2 separate regions of the Homo sapiens genome follow, and region 1 is linked to region 2. A link is an interaction called in ENCODE POLR2A ChIA-PET data of the cell type or tissue named here. Cell type or tissue: Panc1. All regions are shown on one strand.

Region 1 (8,000 bases), 140 kb before region 2:
CACCTGTCTCGGCCTCCCAAGGTGCTGGGATTACAGTCATGAGCCACCACTCCCAGACTTGTTACTTCCTTGATTAAATATTTTATCAATATGCAGTGACCCTTTTTTATGCTGGTAATAATTATTCAACTATAACTATTATTAATAAGTATTCTAACTTTCTTTTGGTTAGAATTTGCAAGGTAATTTAAAAATTTACTTTCAATCTTTCTGTATTAAAAATATTTTAATATATTTTACACATATTTCCTGTAAACAATACAGACAGCCTTTGTCTTTTAAATAGAGTCATCATAGCTGGCCGTGCATGGTGGTGGGCGCCTGTAATCCCAGCTACTCAGAGGGTGAGAGAGGAAAATCATTTGAGCCTGGGAGGCAGACGTTGCAGTGAGCTGAGATCACGCCACTGCACTCCAGCCTGAGCAACAGAGCAAGACCCCATCTCCAAAACTAATAATAAATAAATAAAGTCCTAAGTCCATTAACGTTTACTGTTGTAATTACTGACAATATTTGGATTCTGGGCTACCATTTTATTTCATGCATTTTGTTTTGCTGGTTTAATTTCCTTTTTCTCTTCTTTGGAGTTGACTTCTATCATTCAATTTTTCTTCTCCTCTACTTGTTTGGTTTCTATTTTTAATGTATACATTGTATGCACTATGTATACATGTATATAGTGTATATAAGCATATGTATATGTATCATGTATGTGTATATGTATATATATGCCTACAAATGAAGATTACTTAAATCTTAGCAACTAGTCTAAAATAATGAAGGCTTAGAAACTGGAAGGGAAGAGAGCTTAGTGGTCTTCTACTCAGAGGGAGAATCTATCATACAAATACCCTAAATTATATGTGCAAGGTCATAGCTAGTTACGACCTGCTTTTTTTTATTATTATTATACTTTAAGTTCTGGGATACATGTGCAGAACGTGCAGGTTTGTTACATAGGTATACGCGTGCCATGGTGGTTTGCTGCACCCATCAACTCGTCATCTACATTAGGTATTTATCCTAATTCTATCCCTCCCTTAGACCCCCACCCCCGACAGGCCCTGGTGTGTGATGTTCCCCTCCCTGTGTCCATGTGTTCTCATTGAACAACCCACTTTCTAACTCCCTGTTCACTATACAATAATGCCAAATACTTTTTTTCAACATAATGCCATTAATAAATGTGTGTAAACTATAATCATGCTAAAATTTTCTTCCCTTCTTTGTTTGGTCTAGAGAGAACTTTAAAAAATCTTAAAGATTAGCACCGACTTCTTTTTCAGCTAACACAATTTCTTCTCTGAATGAGTTTGAGCTCCTTTGCCTCTAATTTGGCTTGAAGTCTTTGTCAGGCCACAGATACTTCTTTAAAACTTGCCTTTATTAAATCTAATAATTAAGTAGAAATTAAGCTCAAGAACCCTTCTCAGCAACTATTCTCTTTCCTACCACACTTTTAGGAAATTACAGTGGAGAAAGAAATGGCAGCTTGACAACAGGTGAAGCTACTACAAACATCTCTCTTCTAGAATGAAGATACGAGGAGGGGCCTTCTCTTCTATTTATTGTATTTCTTTTATCTCCAGTAATGAAGAGGTTTGATATATACAACACGTCCCTTAAAAAAAAAAAAAAAAATGCCATGCTGGCAGTTCGCAAACTGTGCACTCAGGTGCCCTAAGGTGTCCCAAACTCATACAGCCACCAAAGGATATTTCGAATGTTCAGGGAAAACAGCAAAACCTTACATGTCAGATATTGGCAAACTAGTTTGAAGTAGTTCACAAATTCAACGTAAGATCATGCTACATTCCTCTTAATGACATAATATTTCTATGAAGCTGAGTTTCTGGCAGTTGCTGTGATTAAAAAAAAATACTAGATGAAAATCAATATGAAACAGGAATGCAAGTGGTTCTGCCAAGTCATTTAATGTCCAACAGGTGCACACCTCTCATTGGTAGCTAGCCACAGTTATTTAAGAATGAAATGAAAATATTTCTTCTTTCAATTTATTTTTTTTCTAAATGGCTATTAGCTGTTAGGCTATAAATACTTATTAAACAGTTAGAATATAACTGCTTAAGACTGAACTATTTTCTTTTGGCCGAGGAGCACTGCTAAAAATTTATTCAGATGCCAAAGCAATGGTAACAGATTTTAGGAATGTGTGCCACTGTGGCAGGAACACTAAGAGAAACCTCGAGAGCTAGCCTTTGGAACTGAATTGCACCAATTCCTCAGCTTATAGGCCTATAGCGGGTCACTACAACACTTTGCCTTAATTTCCTCAATGGCAAAATAGAAACAATATCACTTTGACTATGTGATAGAATTGTTCTAAGGACTACTGGAGATGGAAGATGAAATTCCTGTGAACTGTAAAGCATGACAGTTATTCAGCCTGAAGGGGAAGAAAATGGTTAGGGGTCCACAAATCACTAAGTGTATTTGAAAAACTGAATCTCACCTTTCTGAAATCTCCTCTAGTAACTCCATAAGTTTAGCAGCCAAACCAAGGCGTCGAAATTCTGGGGCAACAGACAGAGCTGTGACGTGCCCGTGCCATTCTTCCCTAGCTACTGAGCCTTCTGCTTTACCCATAACTGCCAACAACAACAAAAATCACATTCAGTAACTAGACATTGATTTACACATAAATATAGAATTACTGTTCAGTATGTTTTTATTACAAAGGAAACTAATAAAGAAGTTTTTAAGTACCACCTGAGGTCATCCAGCTAACAGTTAGTGCTTTTATTTGAAATTCACTTGTAAATGTAACACTATCTGTTACATTTAGAATAGTTCTAAAATCAGAATTAGAACAAAAAAGAACGATATACTTAAAACACAACTAATTTTGAAAAAAAAAAAACCAGAGTATGTATTTTTTCAAATATCTGCATTTCATATGGGTGTGGGTATATGTGGGTACATGTGGATGTACACATATAGTTCAGAGCTAAAGGTTCTGTTAGTAATGCTAATTCAATGAGGATGCTATGATGCCTGCATTATGTACTAAATAAACCATGTAGAAATTTAACAAAAGTATAGAATGAAAGATTTTTTTTTTTTTTTTGAGACAGAGTCTCACTGTGTCACCCAGGCTGGAGTGCAGTGGCATGATCTCAGCCCACTGCAAGTTCTGCCTCCGGGGTTCAAGTGATTCTCCCGCCTCAGCTTCCTGAGTAGCTGGGATTATAGGCACGCGATACCACGCCCAGCTAATTTTTTGTATTTTTAGTAGAGGCAGGCTTTCACCATTTGGCCAGGCCGATCTTGAACTCCTGACCTCAAAGGATCTGCCTGCCTTGGCCTTCCAAAGTGTTGGGATTACAGGCGTGAGCCACTGTACCTGGCCTTAGAATGAAAGATTTTTTTTTTTTTTAGAATGAAAGATTTAAGAAGACTAAGACCATGTCTGTCTGGTTCACTGCCGTTATCGCCTGGGCCTAGCACAGTGCCCAAAACAGAGATCAGTAAGTTCTTGAATTGTTGAAGAGGAAATAAAATTACAAGCATCATTATATTCCAATTCTGCAGTCTAAAGCAATCAGTTGAAATCTATATTAAAATCTTTACCTACTCCACAAAATACTAGTGGTATTATACTTACTATAACCCATTAATTCTCCACCAGGTGCCTCTGCAACAATGAAATACTCTGGCCAGTGGGCGAGGTATTGTAGGTAGAAAGGAATCCCATACTAGAGTCCTGTTAAGGAGTGTGAAAAGTAATGGACAGTAAAAAGTTCTTCATTAAGGGATATTGTAAAAAAAGTTTCCTTTAAAAAGTATACTGTTACTTTATCCCCAGCTCTGTATGAGTCCTATAATCATACATACCATTACATGAAATATTTAGGTTATCACTGATTTTTAACAAAATTGCCTGGACATATAGCCTCAAGTGTGGAATGGTGATAGCACTGTCTAATAGAAAGCAGAGAATCAGGACCCCAAAGTTCTACAGTCTACTTCCCTACTGACCATACCATATCTAAGTCTCTCCATTTATCACCTGATATTGTTTGTTTGCGGTCTGCCTCCTCTTAGTCTATGAATATCATGTTCCCTCTGTCCCTGGTGCCTGGTACACAGTAGATGCTTAATACACTGATGCTTACATAATTGCACTGAAAAATTAATGGGTAGTTCCTACTTTGACTTCAGCTATGAGACTGTGAAAATAACTTTACAACCTAAGTCCTTCCAGAGCCAACTTAATTACCCAGTTTTTCCTCTCCACTGATTCAAATCCTGCATTTCTAGTAATGCAGATAAAAGCTGACTTAAGGAATCAACTATGTTAACAGTAAATGCCTGAATAATTTGCTCATGACTTCACTCTTCAACCTTGGGATATCCTTACTGACATGTAATCATTCCTACATTTCTCTTCTTCTTTTTACTCTGTACTTTAATGGATGAAAATATATTTCTTGTTAGTATAAACTTTCTGATGCAATTTATCAGAGGACACCATCAATCACACATAAATATATTTTTTAAGTTCCTGGAAAACCTGTTCCGTGCGAAATTCTTCAAAATCTCCTCTGAAGGACCATCATTATTTTGAATACCCCTCAAATACAACCCTTAACATGGCAGGACAGCCAGTCTTCCTGCCAGCCAGCCACTGACATATACCACAACCATCTCTTCTGTGGCTAACAGAGGAGTCCCAGACACCCCTCCCTCCCATCGACCTCTAGGACCTAACAGGTTACTTTCAAATATAGGCTCACCTGGATTATGGGACTTTCACTGCAAATTTTAAATGTCACTGGAAGCACACCATATAAACGGATTTGCATCCTAAAATCCTTCCTTCCTATATAGTGAAACTTTTGTCATTCAAAATTCTTCAAAAATCTTAAAAGTGGTGATATCATTAGTCGTAATTTAAAAAATCCAGATGAACCTGCAGAGATTTTTTGCTTTTCCCATTCAGTTTTGTTTCTGATATGTAGTCCTGTTGCTGCCTGCACCTGTAAGTTAATTTTTACTGCTGTATAGTATTTCTTTATGTGAAGAGACACCTTAAATAGCCTGTATCCTGACAATGGACACCTGGGTCATTTCCTGTTTCTCAAAAAAATGTTTGAAATCCTTCTTCAGTACAGCTTAATTTACTTAACCATCTCCTGATTGTTGTGTGTGAATCTTATTCCAAATGCTTAGTAACTCTCCTGCAATAAATAATGTTTGTAATGGTATAACTCAGGGGTTAGCAAACTTTTTCTGTAAAAGGCCAAATAGTTAACATCCTAGGCTTTGTGGGCCATACAGTCCCTGCTGAACTACTCAAACTGCAAAAGCCACAGAAAAAAATATAAATTAATCAGCGTGGTGTCCCAATAACATTTTATTTACAAAAACAGGCAGTGGGCCAGATTTGGCCTATGGGCCTTATTTTGTCAACCACTGACAAACTGCCTCTATTTCTTCTTATTTTCAGCTTTCAGGAAATGGAATTACTATTTCCAAAGTGCCTTCTGGAAAGATAATAGCAATTTATATTGTCACTAGCAATTTATGAGAATGTTCCTCTCACCTCACCATCATCAGCACTGAGGTTTATCATTTTTTAAAATCTTGGCTGATACATAAAATATGGCATCTCATTTTGGTTTTAGTTTACATGTCTTTTGACTGATGAGACTGAACTCTTAACACGTTCATTAAGCTCCTATATGCCCTCTTTTGATAAATTACCGGTTAGCAGAACCCTCCTACCCACCTACAGTAGATACAGAGCATAACACAGAATCCGAACTTTGTGTTGTAAGCCACTAGAGATGTGGGGTTATCTGTTACAGCAGCATAACCACAGTATCCTATCTTCACATCTTTGCCCCATTTTTCCATTAGGACAATAATAGACACTGTTCATTGTTACCTCAAAGCCTTCACTTTAGTAACAAGTCCCAATTTATAAAGCAGGGCACATTTCTGGACTCTAGATAGGATTCAGTAGACAGGTGAAGCATGAAACAGGTGCTGGTCAATGAGACAGAGCGGGCCTGTGTGGCATTTCCCAAAGGTACTCTCCTTTTTTTTTTTTTTTTGAGACGGAGTCTCGCTCTACATGTAGCCCAGGCTGGAGTGCAGTGGCGCGATCTCGGCTCACTGCAACCTCGGCTCACTGCAACCTCTGCCTCCCGGGTCCTGGTTCAAGCGATTCTCCTGCCTCAGCCTCCTAAGTAGCTGGGATTACGGAGTGAGCCACCACGGCTGGCTAGTTCTTGTATTTTTACTAGAGACGGACGGGGTTTCACCATGTTGGCCAGGCTGGTCTTGAACGCCTGACCTCGTGATCTGCCTGCCTTGGCCCCCCAAAGTGCTGGGAGTACAGGCCCAAAGGTACTCTTAAAAGGGAAGAACACCCTCACCTCCCCCTCTGCTGTTTCTGCTGCCGGAAACATGGCTGTGATGCTGTTTGCTGTGGCAACATCTGGAACAAGGTTACGGCCACCCTGGGAGGGGTAGAGTGCTTAAACTGCAAAGAGCCTGGCTGTTGGTGTCTTCATGGAAGCATCACCTGCCTGGGACTGCTTATCTCCAGACTTTGTTCACACTGGAGACTATGCAGCCACCTTGCTGAAGTCACTGTGCTTTCTGGTGAATACAGCCATGCTGACTCCTGAGGGGCAAGGTTGGCAGGGGAGCTATGATGTTACAGATTTCTACCAAGTCATGATATTAACAGTTTGTCAGCAGATCTAAGACAACTCTTGTTCTCAGTTTCACTTTTTAAAATTGCTTTCAGTGTTGCTTATGATGTTTCCTGACCTACAAGTTTTTAAACTTTTCAGTACTCCTCTGTTTTCCTTTCATTTCTGTTTTCTTTATTCTCAGTAAATCTTCATTCAACTTTTTTTTTTTTGTAAAAAAGGATACAGTTTCTGTAAGTGGATCCAAGTTACTGAAAGAAACAAGAGAAATGTCTCTAGTAAGCAGCGTTTACAATAACCAGTTGAAATAAGCCTGCTAAAGCTAACAGTAATATGCCACAAGGAAAACAAAACATGTTTCATCAACAACTTTAAGGCCAACTTTAGGGCTGAGGCAGATGATTTAATCTACCTAATAGCCATAATAAGCTGTCACAGCCACTATTAAGGTGTTTACATATTTTTTCACTTAACTGCTACTTGCTTCTTTAAAATTCAAGTTAATAAATCTACATCTTGTGTTTTCTAAGTGGCAATAAATTGCTAATGGAACTGGAGACCAACTAGGGATGTATCTCGCAGAGACAGAAGGTCAAACTCGCCCGCTGCAGCATCCAACCCCATGGATCCTCCCCGCCTGTGTCTGGGTCTTCCCTGACAATTGCTCCTTTATTCCACCCTCTAAATGTGGTCACTCCCACCACTCGGTTTTTGCTCCCCACTCCTATTCTACACTCCCACCTCCCTGTCCCCACCATCCCCATTCCTATGTGTTCAATCACGTGTTCTTAGTGGATGCCTCCCAACCTGGCTCCGATGCTGTGGGCAGCTCACCAGCACATCCCAGCACACCATTCCCAAATCTGCATTCTGAAAACCCATCTCCATCCCCTCACTTCCCTAGTCAATTAATGGAGCCACTATTTTGTCAGGTTCAAAACCAGCTACTTTTCAACTGTTCTCTTCTGATTTCTAGTCAAATTCTCCTTTGAGACCCATAACAATGCTAGTCATATCATATTTCTGTAGTCCAGCAGTTCTTAAACTGTTTGGTTTCAGAACTCCTTTACGCTAAAAAGTTACTGAAGACTCCAAAGAACTTTTGTTTATACGCGTAATATCTACTGAGATTTAAAAATTTTAAATATTCACTCAAAAATAATAAATCAATTACACGTTAACACAAATACCTTTACCAAAAAAATCACTATACTTCCGAAAACAAAACAAAACAAAATCCAGTGACAACAATGGCATTGTTTTAACAATTCTGCAACGTCCTGCTTAAAAGACAACGGGATTCTCAAGCATTTG
Region 2 (8,000 bases):
GGGGTGGGTAGGCACTGAAGCTAAGGCAGCTGCTGCTGCAGGTTCACTGAGGCTGTTTCATTATTAGCTGAGTGGCAGAGAGCCAGCGACACAAACAGGACATTGAGGGCGATATTTAGGGACGTTTCAACAAGTGGAAAAGCATGAATCTATAGCTGAGAAGTGCATATCAGTGAGTGAGCAAGGATCTTTGCACAAAGGTTTTTTTCGGCCCCACGATTTACACCCCTGCTTGCACTCACAGTGAGTTGTGATGATCTGTGCACGGAATCCCATCTAGAAAACAATAGTGACACAGAGCATCCCACCCCTCCTTCCAGAACCATCGTCTCTTTGTGTCAGTGCTCCGTGCTGTGGCCACTTTAAAGATTTGACGGGGTCTTCCCTGTGTTTCTTTCCACTTGTGATCCTGCTGGGATGAAGGCCAATGTTCCAGAAACCTCCTGAGAAGGCAGTGTGCAATTTTGCTGACTCTAGAAGTTCAGGTTCTGGGGTTCATCACTCATTAGCAAAAGGCCACAGGTTGGAGCAACTCCAGAAAGAAATCACAGTGCCATGCTCAGAACTAGGGACGGAATGGGAGCCACACTGTCACCTTGGGGAGCAAACCATGACCTGTTTAGACCCAGAAGCACACAAATAAAAAAGCATACCCTGTTTTAAACCAGGCCTAATGTCTGGAATTCTTTTTATTTCAGACATTTCTTCGGCAGGGGATTTGATGTCACCTGGCAGTTCAGGAATTGCTAAACGAGAGCCAAGACTTCATTCCTCATCCAGACTTAAGTTCCTTTGTTCTGTTCTGAAGTTTTCCATATACAAACTCTTTCTGATGAGCCAGGGCAGACAGGGAATTTTGCCTACAGCATTGGAGCAGTTTAGGTTCCAGAAATGTACTAGTTTATTTTAATTAGCTGCCTGAAAACTTCATGTGTACCCTTTAACCTCCAGCAGTCCTCAATTCACCATCCAGTTTGAATTCTGCTCAGGGCAGGCAGATCCATCACATTTCAAAAGATGCAGGTGGCATCTCTCCTTCATAAGCTGCTCCAAGAGGGAAATGAGAGCAGGTGACAGGAACACACTGCCAGGTGCAGCAGCAGGTACATCCCATGGGATTAAATGCTGGTGGCCATCCAATAGTTCAAGCAGACAGTACATAGCTTATTATTATTTTAAAAAATAAAGTCCTTGGCCAGAAAAACAAAGTTCTTGGTCTGTGCAGTGGCTCATGACCAGCATTTTGGGAAGCCAAGGCAGGAGAATCACTTGAATCCAGCAGTTTGAGACTAGTCTGGGCAACATAGCGAGACCCTGTCTCTAAAAAAAATTAAAAAAAAAAAAAATAGATGGGCATGGTGGCATGCTCCTGTAGTCCCAGCTACTCAGGAGGGAGGATCACTTGAGCCCAGGAGATTGAGGCTGCAGTGAGCCATGATCGCACCACTGCACTTTGGCCTGAGCGACAGAGTAACACTCTGTCTCGAAAGAAAAAAAAAAAAGTTCTTCAGGGCCCCAAAAGAGTTCTGGTTTAAGATCTTTCTGTAGTAGCTATAGTTAGCTATAGTTTTCTTCCCCAAACCATAACCTTAGACACCTTGACTCAATATTGACAGCAATTTAATACCATTTAAAACGATAACTTCTCTTCACCTGCGCTTCCCCATGCCTCCCCACAGATGTCACCCCAGCAGCTTCATCCTAAAACCATCCCAGTAACAGGCTAGACTAAGAAACAAAAAGGGTACCGTAGTTTGAGAGGCTGTGAAATTCCTCCAGACTTGTACCGGTTGGAAGCTTGTTCTTTTCCTGGCTTCCCTGAAGGGTAAAGTGGATTCTTGAGAAAATGAGTCCAACATGTCCAGTAGATGTTTCCAGATACTAGCTAAAAGCTAGCAAAAAAAAAAAAAAAAAAAGAAGAAGAAGAAGAAGAAGGCAGCCCTCATAGGACTAAGGACACTGCAAACATTTGGGAGCTGCCAAGCCCTTTCAACAACACCACTGAAAGAATGTAAACGGAGCTGGTCGCGTTGGTCGGCGCTAATGGACAAAGGCAGGAAGTGACTATTCCTCATTCTCCTAGAGACACCAGCCTCTGTCACTTTATAGTAAACTCAGTGGTGGCTTTCCGTGTGGCCCCAAGAGCGACTGCTGTGGTAAAGCAAAGTCTGTCCTTAAAAAGCAGAAAGGATTCCTGCGTCCCCTGGCTGGGCTCCAGGCTGCACTGCCTGCCTGCTATGTGAGACCGCTGGAGGCTGGCTCCCCAACCCATTCTACTGACAGCCACTGAGGCCAGGAGCTGAGGCTGCCACCTGGACCCTGGCTGTGGGCTGGCTGACTGGGGTTGAAACACAGAGTCCCCGATTTCCATTTCACTGATCAATGGAACTGGGTTGAGTCACTGGCATTTTCCCAGCTTTTGCTGCGCCGGGCCACAGGCCAGATCTTGGCAAGATACAGAGCTTGAGAAGGATTAAGGACAGGCCTGTTCCCTCCTCTGCCCTCCCCCGTCGCCTATTCCCCGCCCACCTCTACTGTCCCTTCCCCACCCTTCCCATCCCCTCCGCTCCTCTCCTCTTCTCTTAATTTCTTTAGTCCAACGTAACCTTCCTATTTTGGGGGAAGGATTTTATTTTATTAATTGACCAGTAAAAATTGTATATATTTATGGTATACAACATGACATCTTGATATATATAGGTATACATATTGCAGAATGGCTAAGTGAAGCTAATTAACATATGCATTACCTCATATGCTTTTTTTTGTTCTGAGTGCACTTGTGCACTTACAATCTCCTGTCTTCGAAAATTTTCTTTTCTTTTCGTTTTTTTTTTTGTTTGTTTGCTTGTATTTCTTTTTCGAGACAGGGTCTTACTTTGTCACCCAGGCTGCAGTGCAGTGGCACCATCTCAGCTCACTTTAGCTTCCGCCTCCAGGGTTCAAGTGATTCTCCTGCCTCAGCCTGCAAGTAGCCAGGATTACAGGCGTGCACCATCATGCCTGGCTAATTTTTGTATTTTTTGGTAGATGTGGGGTTTTACCATGTTGGCCAGGCTGGTCTTGAACTCCTGACCTCAAGTGATCCACCTGCCTCGGCCTCCCAAAGTGCTGGGATTACAGGCATGAGCCACCGCTCCCGGCCGCAATTTTCAAATACGCAATACATTGGTATTAACTACAGTCACCGTGTTGCACAATACGGCTCTTGGACTTTTTCCTCCTTCTGAACTGAAAGTTTGTATCCTTTGACCAACATCGGCCCAATCTCTTCTCCTCTTGCCCCCACCCCAGCTTCCTATTTTATGCTATTTTATTTACTTTAGGTCACAAGTGCAAACCCACAAAAGAAGCAGCAAAAGCAATTATATTGGATTCCACTACTCACAGTTCTGACTTAATAGACACTTAGTGTACTCAAGTCCTGGATTCTCATCTCCGTGCTGCATGAGGTTGGCTACAGAAGCTTTCTAATCACAACCTTCAGTTTTTCTTTCTAGCCGTTAAATGAGGCCGGGCAGCACGGACTTCAGTCTCAGTAAACAAGACCTCGTTATTGTAATTATTTTACAGCCAAATTGACTGAAATAGGAAAAAGTGACTCACCCTAGAGGACCTGTCAGGTCAAGTCCGAATCTAAGAAATGCATCTCACTTTTTTTGCCTGGTCGCTTAACCAGCTCCCAGGGAGACAGGTCATCTCTCCTTTTAATGCTTTTTGTTTTTTTCTAAGAGAGGTAGGAGGAAATGGAGGTGGCTCTGTGTCTGGGTCCAGGGAAGTTCTCTGAATATTTCCATAATTATCTTTGTATTACTCAATATTTTACACGTTGGACAGACAAATGTTATTCCAGGATCAGACTTGACAATTCGAACTATGTGAATTGAAAGAAATTTTTAAAGTGTCTTGGATCACTGTTTGACACAGGTTTTCCCTCACCCAACAGTCATTTTAAAAAAAAATTTTAAGTTTGAAGGTCATGAAAACTTTCCATTGAAAAGACAAGCTAATTTACGAGAAAGAAAGAAGTCATATGGAAAGAACTGTATTCCCAGCCCCCTTACTCAACAACAGTGTTTTAATTTTAATTTTAATTATTGTTTTTGAGACAGGGTCTCGCTCTGTTGCCCAGGCTGGAGTGCATTGCTGCAGTCACGGCTCACTGCCCCTCAACCTCCTGGGCTCAAGTGATTCTCCCACCTCAGCCTCCCGAATAGCTGAGACTACCAGTGTGTGCTACCACATTCAACTCATCTTTTTATTTTTATTTTGTAGAGACCAGGTCTCCCTCCCTATGTTGCCCAGGCTGGTCTCAAACTCCTGGCCTCAAGCAATCCTCCCGCCTTGGCTTCCCAAAGTGCTGGGATTACAGGCGTAAACCACCACGCCTGGTCCTAATCCTATTTAAAAACTCTTGTTGGCCAGGTGCTGTGGCTCATGCCCGTATGCCTATAATCCCAAGCACTTTAGGAGGCCAAGGCAGAAGGAATGCTTGAGGCCAGGAGTTTGAGACCAGCCTGGACAATATAGTGAAACCCTATCTTTCACATAAAAAAATTAAAAAGTATTTTAAAAATGTAATTAGGAACAATGTCCAGTGCCTCAATTTTTCTAAGAGTAACCTTTTTTTTTTTTTTTTAACAAGGTGGTGTGAGGTGCGGTGGTTAAAACTCCTTTCTACCACTTACAGGACTGGCCTGTAAATGGGGTTAATTCTGGTGGAAGTCCATCCCTTCTTTCCTTGGAAAACTGGTTCACAGACTCATAGAAACTCTCACCTTGTCCACACCACAGAAGCCCTGCTGGTGCCCATGTAGTTACTGGCCATGTGACCACCCGAGGGCAACAGGTGGGCTCCTCTGCTGGTTAGAAAGTCCTCCTTTTCTGACTGGACATGGTGGCTCATGCCTGTAATCCCAGCACTTTGGGACGCTGAGGTGGGAGGATCACTTGAGGTCAGGAGTTCAAGATCAGCCCAGGCAACATAGGGAGACCCTGTCTCTACAAATAATAACAAAAACATGAGCCAGGCATGGTGGTGAGTGCCTAGGGTCCCAGCTACTTGGGAAGATGAGGCAGGAGGATTGCCTGAGCCCAGGAGGTCAAAGGTGCTGGGAGCCATTATCGCTCCGCTGCACTCCAGCCTGGGTAACAGAGAGAGACCAGGTCTAAAAAAAAAAAAAAAAAAAAAGTCCTCTCTTTCTGGAGTAGGAAGCTTCTCTCACCTCCTATCCAATGCCCTCATTTTCCCCCTTGGGCCATTTAAGAATTAGCCTCCTGAGGCATCCCTCTTCGCCACCCCTGCAGGCATCCCTTATTCCTCTCTTGACTGATGGCTTCTCCTGCACCGGTGGCCCAGGCCTCAGGGCTGATGGACTCAACTCACTTGGAATATGATTGAGCAGGGAAAGAGGGGTGGCTTCCCCTTGGCTACCCGCAAGGTCATTGAAAAGTCTGCATACAGTTGACCCTTGAACAATGGATGGGGTAAGGGTTCTGAGCCGTCAAAAATCTGAGTACAACTTTTAACTCCCCCAAAACTTAGCTACAAATAGCCTACTATTGATCAGAAGCCTTACTGATAACATAAGCAGCCAATTAACCCGTATGTTATGCATTCATAAGATACCTAGCATTGTCTTAATTTTTTTCAGTATTTCTAGGCTACACAACTTGTGCGTTTTTTTCAAATTGTTGCAAATCTCCCCCAGAATTTTCCAATATGTTTATTGAAAAAAACCCGTGTATACATGGACTAGTGCAGTTTGAAAACCTGTTTTGTTCAAGGGTCAACAATATTTCCAAACCTCCTCACTCGAAAAGCTCCATGTGATCAGTGGTCACACAACATATGTGTGCAGTAACTTCATGCAATACAGTGCAGAGGTGTCATAAGCCACCTCAGCCCGTAATCCACAGAATCCCATGGACAAAGAAGCCACACACACTGGGACTTCCTCAGGGTCTACTCATCAACCTGTTAGCAGTTGAGTTTAGAGCTTTCTTTTCCAAGGCTCTCTGTCCATGATGGTAAAAGAGTCTATGTAGGTGATTATTTTTCATTAGAGGTTGTAATCTGGCAGCTTTGGATTTTGTGTGTGGTATGACAGTTTTTTCATATAGCTATTCATTTAATTTTAATTTTATAGAAAATAGTTTTAGGGATGAATACTTTCCTTGTAAACTTTGTAAAAGAGACATGATTGATCAAAAAGATTTTTGTCTTCGTGAAACTTTACTGTTTAAGATTCCTGCTCTGTGAGGTGTTGGCTGTTTTCATTATTTCTATGAAGTTCCAAATTCCCTGGGTTACATTTGGAATGTCCGAATTTTGTAAGACTGATGCTTCCGTCACTTGTTCCATCATAACAAGTGTGACTGGGTGTAGTTAGTGACAGCTGTCATCAGGTTTTCTTCTACCAGTATCATTTTTCTCAGACCAAGTTTTTTTCACTTTCCAAAATTACAAGCAAGATAAAATTCATCAATTTATGTTTGGATCTATCACAAATTCTGTTGAGTGCATCTTCACCCATTTCATTCTGAAATGGCTACAATACCAGTGATTTTGTAATTCTTAGACAGTCAATAATGAAAGTAGAAGCAATTCCACAGAAACTCTAGGAATATTCTTTGGCCCAGCAATGGAGTATTGAAATTCTAAACACAATACTCTTTATTCTTACAATGTTTTTTGTTTTGTTTACTAACAGCCTATGTCATTAGTGGAGTAAAGAACATAAACAAAGTCCACAGGGTTACATGAAAATGTCCTGAGTCTATTAGCCAGGTGTGGTGGTGCATGCCTGTAATTCCAGCTGCTACTCAGGAGGCTAAAGAGGGAGGATCTCTTGAGTCCAGGAGATTGAGGCTGTGGTGAGCTCTGATTGCAGCACTGCACTCCAGACTGGGTGACTCTGTGAGGGGCTCTGTCTCTTTTAAAAAATAAATAAATAAAATACAATGTTTTGGGTCGAAATGTCATGACAACCAGTGCTATGAAGGAAAAAGAGAGGAACATCATCCCTATATAATAAATTAGCCTCTAGGATACATCTTGCCTGGAATCTCATGTACTAATTTGCTTCTTTTCCTTCATTTTGACCATGTATATGCTGATGTCTTTCCAAACTTTCCCCTTCACCATCAGGGTGTTTACCCTTCCCTTTAGTTAGTGATGCGCAGGGAAATGTTTAACAACTGGCTTTCTGGGAAATAAAAGCCCCGGGTTTTAGCATTTGCCTATTTTGTGGTGTAAATACTCCCATCATGGCTGGTTTCAAGCTACCAGTGTGACATCAACAGACTTGGAAAGTTCATGAAATTTTAACAATCAGCTCTAGTGAGCAGGGAGAACCAATTCCAGGTCACCACTATATTTAATTCACTAATTCTAAACCACAAGGTCTCTGAAGAGGTGGCTTTTATTTGATTCTTCATACACTTAAGTAATAAAAGATAGCAAAAGTAAGAAACTAGATCTCTAGACTGAAACCAGTGCTTTATCCATGAAACCACATTATTTGTCACTAGTAGGACACGAAATATTTCTGGCTCTCATCTTAACCAAGTAAAATGCTGCCATCGGGAATAGTTAAAGGAAGCCATATGTTCGGTCTGTTATTTTAGACTTAGTGGGTTCCATTTCTATGGAGGTTGAAGAGAGAAGAAGAAAAGATCTTCCTTTATGGAACCAGACATTAGAGATCTCATCTGCTTGTTCACAGTGGTGTCTTTAATACCTTACGTGCTGCCTGGTACGTATGTGCTCAGTAAATGTTTGCCGAATGAGTAAGTGCATAGGATTTTACAAGGAAGTCATCTAGGCTAAAGAGAAGGGTTTTTAAAGAATGACTTTCTCGGCTAGGTGCAGCAGCTCACATCTATAATCTCAGCATTTTGGGAGGCCAAGGCAGAAGGATCTCTTGAGCCCAGCAGCACAGCAAAACCTCATCTCTACAGAAAATTAGCTGGGCATGGTGGCATGTATCTGTGGTCCC

The links. Peaks named below come from ENCODE experiments on the same cell type or tissue, not always from the same donor. Only the 100,000 strongest peaks of a DNase experiment are listed, where the experiment ranks them.
Region 1: POLR2A ChIA-PET joins it to region 2 with 15 read pairs; 5 of 35 experiments call an interaction of 5 or more read pairs at or near these places.

The regions. Positions count from the first base shown.
Region 1 is chr20:20,021,393-20,029,392 of GRCh38, reverse strand. It overlaps NAA20 (N-alpha-acetyltransferase 20, NatB catalytic subunit), which reads right to left. Exons shown (of 6, transcript NM_016100.5): 2 at 6,913-6,937; 3 at 3,626-3,716; 4 at 2,474-2,609. Among named protein-coding and RNA genes, the nearest start is that of NAA20, 8.0 kb to the right of the region's middle. In Panc1, no CTCF peak of the experiment used is centred here; no DNase peak of the experiment used is centred here.
Region 2 is chr20:19,880,529-19,888,528 of GRCh38, reverse strand. The region is part of intron 2 of RIN2 (Ras and Rab interactor 2); the gene reads right to left. Among named protein-coding and RNA genes, the nearest start is that of RIN2, 130 kb to the right of the region's middle. RefSeq lists an enhancer at 2,289-2,789. In Panc1, a CTCF peak has its summit at 1,662; DNase peaks (open chromatin) are centred at 1,747, 2,464, 3,418 and 7,868; H3K4me3 peaks cover 4,229 bases; H3K27ac peaks cover 8,000 bases.